Linked DNA regions of Homo sapiens: region 1 is linked to region 2. A link is a contact called in ENCODE Hi-C data. All regions are on one chromosome and are shown on one strand. Each heading gives the region's core, a stretch centred on a gene start or an enhancer-like site at or near the end of the contact. The rest is flanking DNA. Distances are from core to core; before and after follow the strand shown.

The links. A loop is a pair of places that touch in the nucleus more often than their neighbours do. Pooled maps may share reads with other maps.
Region 1: a loop to region 2 is called in a pooled map, with 18 times the contacts of the local background. The contact joins the enhancer-like site here to the promoter of NXT2 in region 2. A Hi-C loop is called at or near these places in 4 of 37 single-sample maps with no recorded cell type and 10 of 50 pooled maps.

The regions. Positions count from the first base shown.
Region 1 is chrX:109,782,010-109,788,287 of GRCh38, reverse strand. No RefSeq gene overlaps it. Among named protein-coding and RNA genes, the nearest start is that of ACSL4, 52 kb to the right of the region's middle. Within about 2 kb of position 4,650, at least 2 of the 41 ENCODE cell types and tissues checked have a DNase peak (open chromatin) inside an H3K27ac peak, as active enhancers do.
Region 2 is chrX:109,532,274-109,538,487 of GRCh38, reverse strand. NXT2 (nuclear transport factor 2 like export factor 2) reads right to left here and starts at 1,644. Exons shown (of 4, transcript NM_001242617.2): 1 at 1,467-1,644; 2 at 357-443. The coding sequence starts at 1,481. RefSeq lists enhancers at 1,114-1,173, 1,464-1,663 and a silencer at 1,284-1,333.

The DNA.
Region 1 (6,278 bases), core at 3,401-5,900, 250 kb before region 2:
ATATAAACGTGTTAAATATTTTATTAACTTATTATTAATGAGAGAGCTTGTAAGATGTTATAACCAGTTCAAAGGAGTAGTCAAAGGTACACATATTTATATGAGGTAATGTTGAAGTGAATTTACAAATGGATGGGAAACTGGCTTTTTCCATGGTGGGGGAGAGGAAAGTCAGTTAACTGAACCCACACCAGACAGAGTTTATATGCATGTATATGGACAATAATTATTTTGCATTACTATCAGTTAACTATAACTTACAGAGTTTTAAAATAACTCAAAGAAAATAAAAGACTGGAATTGGATAACCCAGAAGAATCTGTTCTAAATAATGCATAGTTTCCACTGGGGACACTCAGTAATCTTTTTTGCTTTTTCCAAATTTCCCTATACACTTCAGTTAGACATAAACAGAATACAAATAAGGTAACAGCAAGTAGTACATAATCTCAGGGCTGAGGTGGGGGTTAGGAATACGTGACACCAAACTTTGTACTCCCAAGCTGGTCTGGAGCTTGTGAGGAACCTAATTAAGCACAAGGAAAGCAGTTTAATTTGACAAAGAGTCATTCAGAGAGAACTCCTCTAAGCCAGGCCAGTTTTGAGTTCAAGGAAGGTTCAAAGAAAGGTGAGGTTTCCAAGTTGCTAAGTGGTAGATGGTGGTGGGTGCATTTTAGGCTGGCCAATTATATACCACCCAGATTCAGATCATCATTTAATTAAATTTATATCTAGCACAGCATTTTTTTTAAAAGAAAGAAAAGGAAGAAAGTAGGCCAGGCGTGGTGGCTCTCACCTGTCATCCCAGCACTTTGGGAGGCCAAGGCAGGCAGATCACCTGAGGTCAGGAGTTCGAGACCAGCCTGACCAACATAGAGAAACCCCGTCTCTACTAAAAATACAAAATTAGCTGGACGTGGTGGTGCATACCTGTAATCCCAGCTACTCAAGAGGCTGAGGCAGGAGAATCGCTTGAACCTGGGAGGTGGAGGTTGTGGTGAGCTGAGATCGTGCCATTGTACTCCAGCCTGGGCAACCAAAGTGAAACTCCATCTCAAAAAAAGAGAAAAAAAGAACATAGTAATTAATTTTATGAGATTAACATGGATACATTTTCCTTACTGCCAGAAACTGTAAGTACTAGGTAAGCAGAGAAGATGTTTTACTGAGGTCCTAATTAATGGTTTGTACAAACATATACTTATGAAAATTGCATTCATGTCCATATATATGAATAGGTAGCTCATCTTTTTAAATATAATTATGTACTTATATACAGTGATACAAATATTAATATATAGACTTGGCTTTCCATATAGGCAGCCACCTACATGGTGTGATCATTAGGGTGATCAAAAGCCTCCCTACTTTCAGATGTCCCTTAGTGATCTGTTGTCATTTATGACATTCCCACCATTAATGTTACTTATTTGGGTTAAGAGTTAACTCCAGAAGGCATTTGTTAAAATGCAACAAGATTTTTTTTAAAGAAGATAACAAAAAAGTCGGGGGAAAATGTCTACAATGGGAGCAGAAAGGGTAGGCCTAAGAACGATGCTATGTGGGCAGCTCTGGAAAGCCCTGGAGGTGCCATGGGAGCCTCTAGGCACCTGGAAGGACTATCAGTGACAAGGAAGGCAGGAAATGAATACTGGAAGCATAAGAAGAAAAACTTGAATGTACCACAAAGTTGTGATGTCCCTACAACAGTATCCAATAATACAAATACATTAAGAATTACTCCAGCCAGGCACCGTTGCTCACACCTATAATCCCAGCACCTTGGGTGGCTGAGGCAGGAGGATTGCTTGAACCCAGGAGTTCAAGACCAGCCTGGGCAAAATGACAAAACCCTGTCTCTACAAAAAATATGAAAATTAGCCAGGCCTGGTGACACATGCCTGTAGTCCTAGCTACTTGGGAGGCTGAGGTGGGAGGATCTCTTGAGCCCAGGAGGTTGAGGCTGCAGTCAGGTGAGATTGCACTACTACACTGCAGCCTGGGTAACAGAGCGAGACCATATCAAAAAAGAAAAAAAATTACTTCATAGAATAACTGAGTTTCACAAAGCCAAGTCACGTATTGTATAAGAGACATTTAATTTTCCTAATATTAGTATGTTGTTGAAAGGCATTTGGCTGAGAACTGATGCTCTGGAATCAAAGTTGCAAATCAGGTATTACCAGAAAACAAGAGTGAAAGTGGGAAACCTGGTTTATCATCCAGGGTTAAGGGCTAAATGCAAATAGCCAAGAGAGATGTTTTTACTGCCATTTGCATCTTCATCATCCTTGGGATTAAAGCAGTCATTAAATACCTATTGGTGCACTGAGCTGTAGCAAATGAGTAAACACGTGCATGGTCTCCTGCCAACATGGGATTTATAATGGTGTAGACAATTCCGTGGTAGAAGTATAGTAAACACATGTAGAATGTGAAAAATTAATAACTTACATTAATTTAGTAAATTACATATTTTCATTGAGTGCAAATAGGAGGGAAAGTGCATTTACCAGAGTTGAGCAAAGGAGCTAGAACAAGGAATTACTGCCACTTTTTCAAGGCTTGTCTTGTGGTGATGGATTTCAAGAGCTGTTTAAATGATGGGAGAAAAAGCTAGTGGAATTGGGTTGGGTGTGCTTTTGTAGAATATTCAGAGGTGGGAATTAAATAAATGGTTAAATGACAACTTAGGGGAACCAACATTCCCTTAGCCTTGCATGTCCTTGAGGGAATACACTAGAGGGACATAGTCTCTCTCCGTGCCCCTCCATTACATCCTACCGAGTGAAGAAAGACTTATCTGAGTAATGAGTTTTTGAGAATAAATTGAGAATGCTCTGCCATTTTCAAGTAGTCTTTCTAAGGATTTTATTGTGGTCCGCTGTTAGCTTGTGAGGCAGGCCTTAGCTTGTCTCTCTGTTTCCTAATTTTCTCAGAATCTTGTCCCAAATTTCTGAGAGATTAAATTTGGTGAATAGGTGTATGAGGCTCCCTAATTCAGAGGTGAGGGAGGTATTAGAAAGACTGCTGAGGTTGCACATTCTCAGCTACGTCCGCCAGTTCAGTTTTATAACTGACATTTTGAGCTGCTATCTGATTCTGGTGTTCGTGTCTCAGTTGCTTTTAAATTAGAAAGAGGAAAGGGGATGTTACTGATCTCTTAAAACCCAACAGAGAAATGAGTAGATTTATCAGAAAGAAGTGGAGATGGCTGATAAGAAAGACAGAAAACCCCCATGAACCTCATGAAGAAGGTCAAACTTCACTATCTTCCATTTTCCTTTCTCCAATGGTCATCACTAAGATATATTATTTAGTCCAGTGCTTCCCAAACTATTTATAGTGAAGGAACAGTTTTCCTTTCTTTCAAATAAAATTCCAATCTGTCATAGACTGATACTTTCTTTTAAAAATAATACAAATAAATTATTATAAAATGATATTTAATAAAAATCAAAGTTGTAAAAATACAAGCTCAATTTTTTTAAATAATTAGGTTCAACAGACAAGAATATTCTGTTACATTGCTATACATTTTTAAAAACTCTAACTCTCAGTCTCTGACTAATCTCGTCACAGACCAGCACTGGTCTGTAGCACACACTTTTAGTATGATAGATCTAGTTAATTTAAGTTCACAGAATCTTCATCATTGTCCTCTAAAAATGGGACACAGTGGTTAAGCGTACAGGTTCTACTAACAGACTTTCAATTCCCAGTGAATGAGTGGTGAAGTCAATACTTGCCTCATAGGGTCGGTATAAGGATTAAATAGGAATTTGTCTAAAGCACTTGTCTATGTTGAGCCTCTTGAAAGTGTCAACAACTGTTATTATTATTCTGGACCAATATACATGTTGGGAGGTACACTTCTGCTTAATGTTTGTACCTCAATGGGTACAAATAAATATTTCCATACCGTGTTCTTTAAATGAGTCAGATTGTATTATCTTCTAATAATTTGGGCAATTGGTCTTTGTGTTTTCTTTCACCCAGAAGCTGACCAAATCTGTACAAGTAAAGCAAGGGGCTTGAAGACTTTTGCTTTCAAGGCTCTATTGGTTCATCCTTGAGATACAAACATGACTTTTCCAGATAAGTTCTAGATCCCACATAAGCTAAATAGTCATAGTCAAAGGTCTAGCCTCAGTAAGATCACTGTCTATGTCTCTGTGAACATTTGCAAAGCTAGTGTTGCTAAATACTGCCTCCTAAAATCTCGGTTATGTTTCCTATAAAAGAAGAAGGCCTGGAAGGCATTCAAAGTACTGGAAAAACTTGGAGTTGGGAGGGTTCGGTTGGGGGTGCCCTGGAGCCTGGAATGTACCTGCTGAGTTGGATCAGGAAGCAAAGTGTGCCAAATGGCCTTGTAACAGGGTTAAGCAAAGATTTATACTTGTCAGAGACGTGGCTAACTGTTCTAACCTCCACCCCTATCTTGGCGTTTCCTATTATGCAATTTTCCAGTTCCAGCTAAATCCACTTCTTTTGATTATAAAAAAAGTAATAATAAACCTACACCTGAATGGCATAGAACATTAACCGATTGTTTCCCCATATCAAGCAAATCTACTTTTCATTAAGGCAGAGCTCATAAAAATCCAATTCACTCTCACCGCTCTGGTCTGTTCAGGCTGTAGGGCCAAAACTGAGGCAGTTTGGGTCACGGGGGCTGTTTAGAGCATTGCCTCCGGCCTCACTAGGGTACTGAGTTTCATTCTCTGTGGTGAACCGAACTGACTTCATTTTTTCCAGTTTAGTCTGGTAAAGCTACAAGTTTCATGTTCTAAATTTACTTCAAGTTGCTGCAAAGTCTATTCCTGTGTAGTTGTAAAGGGAATACTGTCTATTGAGAAAGGCAAACCAAATTTCTCAGAGGTTCAATTTGGTTTTTAACAGAAGGAGTAGGCTCAACTACATTTGCAGGGGAGAGGGTGGTTGTGAATTCAGAGCATCAACTGGTGATATATTATGTTCATCTCTGAATTTAACAATTATGAGGCCCCATGATTTCTCACCAATGGTGGGTGTGTGCGGGGCAGGGAAGAGGCCATAAAGGCTACTAGAACGGATGGAGGTTTGTTAGATTGTTATATTAAAAAGTAAGCTGAGTGATGAGTAAGACATCCTTCCACCTCCAGAAACATGGCCATCTGGCAGGTCCTTGGCAGAATTGAAAATGAAACAAAGAATGTTAATTCTCAAGTCCTTGTTCAAAGTTAAAAGCTATTTTGTTCCTCATCTAATGAGTAAAAATGATGCATATTTACCTGGAATATAAACTGCAAATGCCTGTCTCACTGTCCTTGGATTTTTTTGAAATGGGTAGGGAGGATTGCTATTTTAACAATTGAAATTCAATGACTCTGCTGCTGCTCTCGCCCTCTTGCTGTGTGGTTTATCATTCATTCACGTCGAAATGATCCACTTGTTGGTGGGAAGCCTCACCTGGGAAATTGTGCTCTCTGTAGTCACATAATCAAATGTAGTTACAGAGACAATGAGAAATGTTAGAAGATTCGCTTGAGGAGGAAGTCAGTCTACTGATAAGGCAGAACCAAAGAATGTTCCCCAGGAGGCATCACATTTCCTTGTGTCATTTTCTAAAACGGCACAGCGTAGCAAGCCACTAGCGAATGAGAAAATCTTGGTTCTCATTCTTGGATTCAGCAGTGTCCTTGGATGGCTTAGGCCGCAGTGAGAAAATACTTGGCTAAAATACCTTTGAAACCTAGAGCTGCTGAGTGCACTGTCAAAATCACTAATGCTCCCATGGCATTTAGTCCCCATCTACACCCCAAATTCCATATGCCACAGTGATGCACCTGGCTTTGTTTCTCCCACAACTTAGGTTTTTTGCGGGGGAGATGGGGTTCATTTATTTATGCTTTGTAGTAAGTGGCATTTATTTGTGTAGGAATCCTTTTGGTTAACATGTGACAATCCCCTGAAGTCTTTCTAGTCTTATTTATTTTTGGTTGTTTGAACCTTCTTAGTAAGGAAGAGTCAATGGTTTTAATACTCTTCTCTCTCTCTCCCTCCATCCCCCCCGCCGCCCCCACCCTGCCCCCAGCCTGCCACTTCTCTTTTGGGTCTGGATATTCTGAAGTTCTCTGAGAATTAATCCAAACCAAACTGCCTAGGTGCAGGGTGAGCCCTCCAGATAGGGTAACTATGGTAGAAAGTGTTCCTAAATCTAACTTGACTTCCAGAGGAAATTTAATGATTTTTTAAGCTATTCTTGGGCCCAAGGATTTGGGATGAGTATATTTAGT
Region 2 (6,214 bases), core at 395-2,894:
TTGGTTAATTGATGGAACTAAGAAAAGGAAACATATTTAAGAAAATATGCTGGGCCTAATGTTAAGTGCGGTATTTTAATTAATTCATACTTACCAACCTGAAAATAAAATGAGGTTAAGGGAAAATGGCAACTTGCTCCAGGTCAAAGAACTAGGTAAAAGTAAACCTGGGATATGATTCCAGAGCCCATGTTCCCACTAATGCCATACCAATCCTTCCCTGAGCAATTTGCTTTTAAAGAGTAAATCCACAGTTACCACTTATGCAAGTCAGATGAAACGCTGGCTCCAGACACAACCTGGTATTTAATAAAGAGTAGTAGTCTATAAAGAGTAGTAGAGTCTATAACACTCACCCGTCTTCTTTTATCCATTGTCTCATAGTAAATATTGACAAACTCCTCAGCAGCTCTACATGCCTGATCTACATAAGTTTTAAAATCCTACAAGAAAAATTCCAGAAGTATAGATTACCAACCTTTTCAACCCCTCACAAACACAAAACCACTGACAGAAGCTGATGATTTATTTCAACCACTATGTAGCTCTATATACAGTCCACATTCTTTCATATAAATTCAGACATTTTAAAGGCCGGACTCTGAAGTTTGCAATTTTAAAATTTTTCACTAATTTTAAGTGCATGTCTTTAGGACATAATCTTCTCAATGAATCTGAGTCTTTTTCAGTCTCCACATATAAATTTATAATCTTTTCTTGGCAACTAAGCACTTTAGACTTTCAATATTTTACAAACATTCACGGCAATGAAAATGACACCACCTGAACCTTAGAAAAGGAGAGAGAGCGGCAAAAACTGCCACTGAATAAGCTAGGAAATTGTTTTCTGTTTTCAAGTGAGGTGTTAGAGCCAAACTCCAAAGTTGATGAATGGGAAACACACACACACACACACACACACACACACGAAAGTAGTTCAACTACTTGAAAAACCGGCAGCTCCACTTAGGAAACTTTCCCACATTGCGTAAATATTCACTGCTGTTTGCCTAAGAACTGTGACACCGAAGAAAGCAACGCTGTTGGCGTTCGTGCCGGAGAATTAAGGAATACCTTCCTTCTCATTCATGTACGGGGCCCAGTCTATTACTAAATTAAGAACAATGAATCGCCAGTTTCTTTGTCAGGTGACTGAAAGTGATTTTTAGAGAGGAAGATAATCGAGAGAAAGAAACTGCAAGCCATAAACAACAAACCCCAACATCCCCGCCTCTCGCTATTTCCCAGCTCAGGGTCCTTTCCGGGATCAGAAAGCGACTGCTAACCAGGCTGGGGGTGGGGCCGGCAGGGCGGGCAGCAAAGCGTGGGCCCCGCCCCGCAGTGCAGAGAGCCGGGACGTGATTCGTCACCTATCCACGTGAGCAGCAGCCAGACCGCCCCGGAATCCCTCCTCTCAGCCACTGGAGTCCGGCGCCCAGCCGTCCTGCCACGGCCCAGGCACTCACCAGAGACGTGGCCATCTGGGACCTTGTAGCAGTGTGTTCTGGCAGTGTCGGCGTCACTACCTCCTCACGTGTCCGGTCCGCAGGGCTGCGGAATGATCAATACTTATGAAGAGAGCGAAACCCGCCAAACGCACAAAATTTTCCACCCTCCCATTCTCTCCCGGAAGTAGCTCGGTCCGTCGTTAAAAGCACACCGATGTTCCAACCTTAAGTTCCACTTCCCTTCAGTTCCTGAAGATCCCTCCCATCCACCTTATCTACTTGTTTGATACTTAGTTTAAAATTTAAAAGCCACTTTGCTTTTGTAAACATGATACTCAACAGGAAAGTCCCCTACTTTTCTAACGACAAGCCTGGGGACAAGCAAAAATGAAAGTGTTCAATTACAGGGACTTTTTTGCCCCAGGAGGCGGAGCCAAAGCCCTCTGAAGACCAATTAGAAATGCGAGGAGACCTACTATTCCGTAGCCTATAGGATAAGTGGGCAGAGCTTGGGGAAAGGCGTGCGTGACTAGTGAACAATTTAGCATTCTGGAACGTTCTGGAAGGATCATCCTCACTGAATTACTACGTTTTGGCAGTATGCCTAAAATTACTATTTCATTTTAACCCAGCCACATTGAACAGGAAAAGTTCATCTGGTTTCTCCATTCTGGCATTTTAAAATGTCTCACGGACACCAACAAAAATTAAGTTTACAGTGCTATTCACCATCTTTTAAGGGCTATTTATTCTGCAAGGTATTCTAACAATAACTAAAATGTCGAGTGCTGACTATATGTAAGGTGCTTTTCTAATCAGTTTTACATATATTCACTTATTATAACAATGCTGAGGTAATTGCTATTATTTTATCATCTTCATTTTACAGCTAAGACTGTAAAATCTGCCTACGGTCACAAACTAGTTGAGATTCAAACTCAAGCAATATAACTGTCATGGCAATGTGGCTTTGCTCCCCAACACCCCTTAAAAACCTCTCATCCCAAAGCCGCCAATGACTTCTGATTTAAATGGCAAATTAATTAGATGTCGTAGTTTTACCTTGAGTGGCTGGTGTGTGGCCCCTCATAATAGTTACTTCTTCTTTGGTATCCTTCTCTGTCTCCCTGAGACCAGTGGCTTCTGTATTTTCTCATACTTTTAATCTTTCTCTTTATCTGGCTCTTTTCTCTTCAAGGTAGGACTAACGGAAGCTTCTTCTCAGCCAGCCAGCTTCCGTTTTCCGTTAACCTCTGACTGGCGTCACTTCCGGTGCATCCCCCCTTTTAAAGCCTCCCTTCTTCAGGGTGATCTAAATTGCTACTCGTATGCTAATGAATCTCAACAACCTATCCCAAGCCCCCACCCCTTATCTGAGCTCCAATTACACATAATAATTTTGCTAAACATGAACGTGACTGCACTATAGGCTTCTCAAACTTGTACGTCCAAAATTTAAACTCATTATTTCCTCCGCACTTCCAAACTTTTATATTCTCCCAGTCACCTATCTTGAATTCTCGGAATCTTTATTTTTTTGGTTCCGCTCTCCTCCTCATCATAATTCATTCAATAAATATTTATCAAGTATTCACTATGTGCCAAAGATTGTGCAAGGCTCTGTATATAGAGTGGTGAATAAAATAGGCATGTTTCGAATCCTTGTGAGGCTCAAAGTGTAATGAGAGTGCTAGACAATAAACATAACATTGAGTTACAAAGAAATACTAAGTAACTTGCTTAGTTCTGACCATTCCCTATAGCAACCCTTCTCCCTCTTCCCCTCCCCTCCCCTCCTCCTCCTCCTCCTCCTCTTCTTCTTTTTTTTAGAGACAGAGTCTCACTCTGTGGCCCAGGCTGGAGTGCAGTGGCATGATGTTGGCTCGCTGCCAACCTCCGCCGCCCGGGTTCAAGTAATTCCCTTGCCTCAGCCTCCCGAGGAGAGTAGCTGGGACTGCAGGCGCCAGCCACCACGTCCGGCTAACCCTCTTCGTTTTTCTCCCTCGCTCTTCTTGGCTCTCTCCCTCCCTTTCTCCCCCACACTTCTCTCACTTTCCCCATCTCATTCTCTCCTCCCTCTCTCACCCCCACTTCTCTCTCTTTCCCCCTCTCATTCCCCCTCTCATTCTCTCCTCCCACACAAACTTTGATAACTCTATTGTCTATTTTCTTCCAAATTCTCATAATCTTTAAATACCTACCTTGGTCTGATCTGAATTTATTTTCCCAGGCTATTCTCCCAAATTCACCAACACTGGCAAAGTTAACTACTACTGTTTGCCAAGAATGACTGATGTTTACTACTTCATTGGTGATTGTTTTTCTTGATTGAGAGATTGTGTTTTATATGATTTCATTCAATCCTCACAACCCCCAGAAAGGCAGACATTATTATCTAGATTTTTAAAAATTTAAACTTAAGTTTAAAGAAGTTAAGTAAATTGGTTAAGATGATACAGCTAGTGGACCTGGGATTTCAGTCCCAAACTTTCAAATCCCAAAGTCTGCTTTTAGACACTTGGCTATTCATGCATTTACTTATATATTCTTATTTTGGAATGTTCCCTCCATTTCTACCTGCCCTTCAGGGACCAGAACAGGTGCGATCTTCCCTATGAAGTCTTCCCTCATTTCATGTCCCCTGAACCCCAACTGTTGTGAGCTCTTTAATGGCTATGAGAATGGCTATTGGTGTGGGAAATAGTGTTGAAAAATATGGGAGGGTTGAAGTACTGGAAAGGGACAGCTGAGTTAGAGGTGGAGGGGAGCTCAGTTTTGCACTGAATTTTTGCACAGAATTTTGTGCTACAAAGTGGAAATTGCTACATTGTGCTACAAAGGTAGGAGACTGGGTAAACTGATAATATAGAAACCAATGATGGGCTCTGGTTGTCAGAGCAGTGAATTTAAAGATATGAAAACTATGTTGGATGGAGGGGGAGGGATGCAAATGGAAACAAAGTGAATAAGACACGGAGTTGCTCTTCACTAGATAACTGCAAATGTATAAAACTTGGGAAGAATGACTAGGAAGGGTGTGAAAGAGCTTTTCTTGGAACACAGCATAGCATTTTGATTGAGCACATTGTTGTTGGCACCAGTCTGGGCTCAAATCCTAATCATGCTACTGACTAGTTTTGTGACCTTGGCAAAATTACCATTCCATGACTCATACTCCCGATCTGTAAAATGGAAATGATATTAGTACATATTTCACAGCATTGCTTTAGGAATTAAATGAGTCAGTGCCTGTCATATAGTTCCTGCTTGAGGAGCATTATTTTCCTACCCATGGCAGAGGAAATTAGGCAGCCACTTATTTGAGAGTATGAGGCGGGTCCAGATTAGATAACATATGAGGTATTGAGAGGCATCTATCTGCACAGTTTAGGAGATGGCTGGTGACCCTGGGATAACAGACTGTAAGGAGCAATAAATTGTGTCAGGTAGGATTAAATGAGGCTGTGCTGTGCAGCCAGATCTTCTGATCAAGTGTAAACCTAATGGAATTAATGTTGTTGGGAATTACCAACATCCCCATCTGAATCTTTGCCTTGCTCAAGACTTGAGAAGAACTAATCTAGAACAACCAGGGAAGTGATCTGAGCAGTCAACTCCTTCCTCTGAGCTCCTTAATTGGTAACCATAGTGTTCACATCAAATAGTGCTTTTAAAAAAAAGTTTAATTGAGATATAATTCACATATACAATTCACTAATTTAAAAACCAATTCAGTGGTTTTTAGTATATTTACAGTTATTCAAGCATCACTGCACAACTTTAAAACATTTTTAACACCTCGAAGAGAAACCTCTTTCCCACTTCCCTTTTTACCCCAGCTCCTAGCAACCACCAATCTACTTCCTGTCTCTATGTATTTGCCTATTCTGGACATTTCATATAAATGTAATCCTACATTATGTGGTCCTCTGTGTCTGGCTTCTTTCACTTAGCAGAATATTTTCAAGATTCATCTGTGTTGTAGCATGTATGAACATTTCATTCTTTTTAATTGCAGAATAATATTCCATGGTATGAGTATAACACATTTTATTTATTCATCCATCCATTGATGGACATTTGGATGGTTTCTACTTTTTGGCTGTTATAAACAACGTTTCTAGGAACATTCGTGTACAAGTTTTTGTATTGACGTATCCTAGATACCTAGGGGTGGAATTGCTAATTCATATTGTAATTTATGTTTAATGTTTTAAGGAACTGTCAACCTGCTTTCCACAGTGGTTACAACATTTTACATTTCTGCCAGCAATGCATGAGGGTTCCAATTTCTTGACATCTTTACCAACACTTGTTATTGTCTGTATTTTTTATTACAGCCATCTTAGTGGGCATTGTGGTTTTGATTTGCATTTCCCTGATACCTAATGATATTGAGCATCTTTTCATGAACTTATTGTCCATTTGTATATCTTCTTTGAAGAAATGTCTATTTAGATTTTTTTTGTTTACTTTTAAAATTGGGTTATTTGGCTTTTTATTATTGAGTTTTGTGTTATATATATAGTTACAAGTCCCTGATCAGATATATGATGTACAAATATTTTGTCTCATTTTGTGGGTTAATTTTTGCTATTGTGGAGTTGTTGAGAGAGGTCTGGGAGTAGTTGAGCGTATCAAGTTATAATTCTACAAATCCTGGTGTCCTTAGAAATATTTAGCAGTTTCTGAATAAATACTCCTCAGATTCTCACAGATATTTACCTAACTTCTAGAGTTCTGCAAAAGATGATTTTGACCATTTT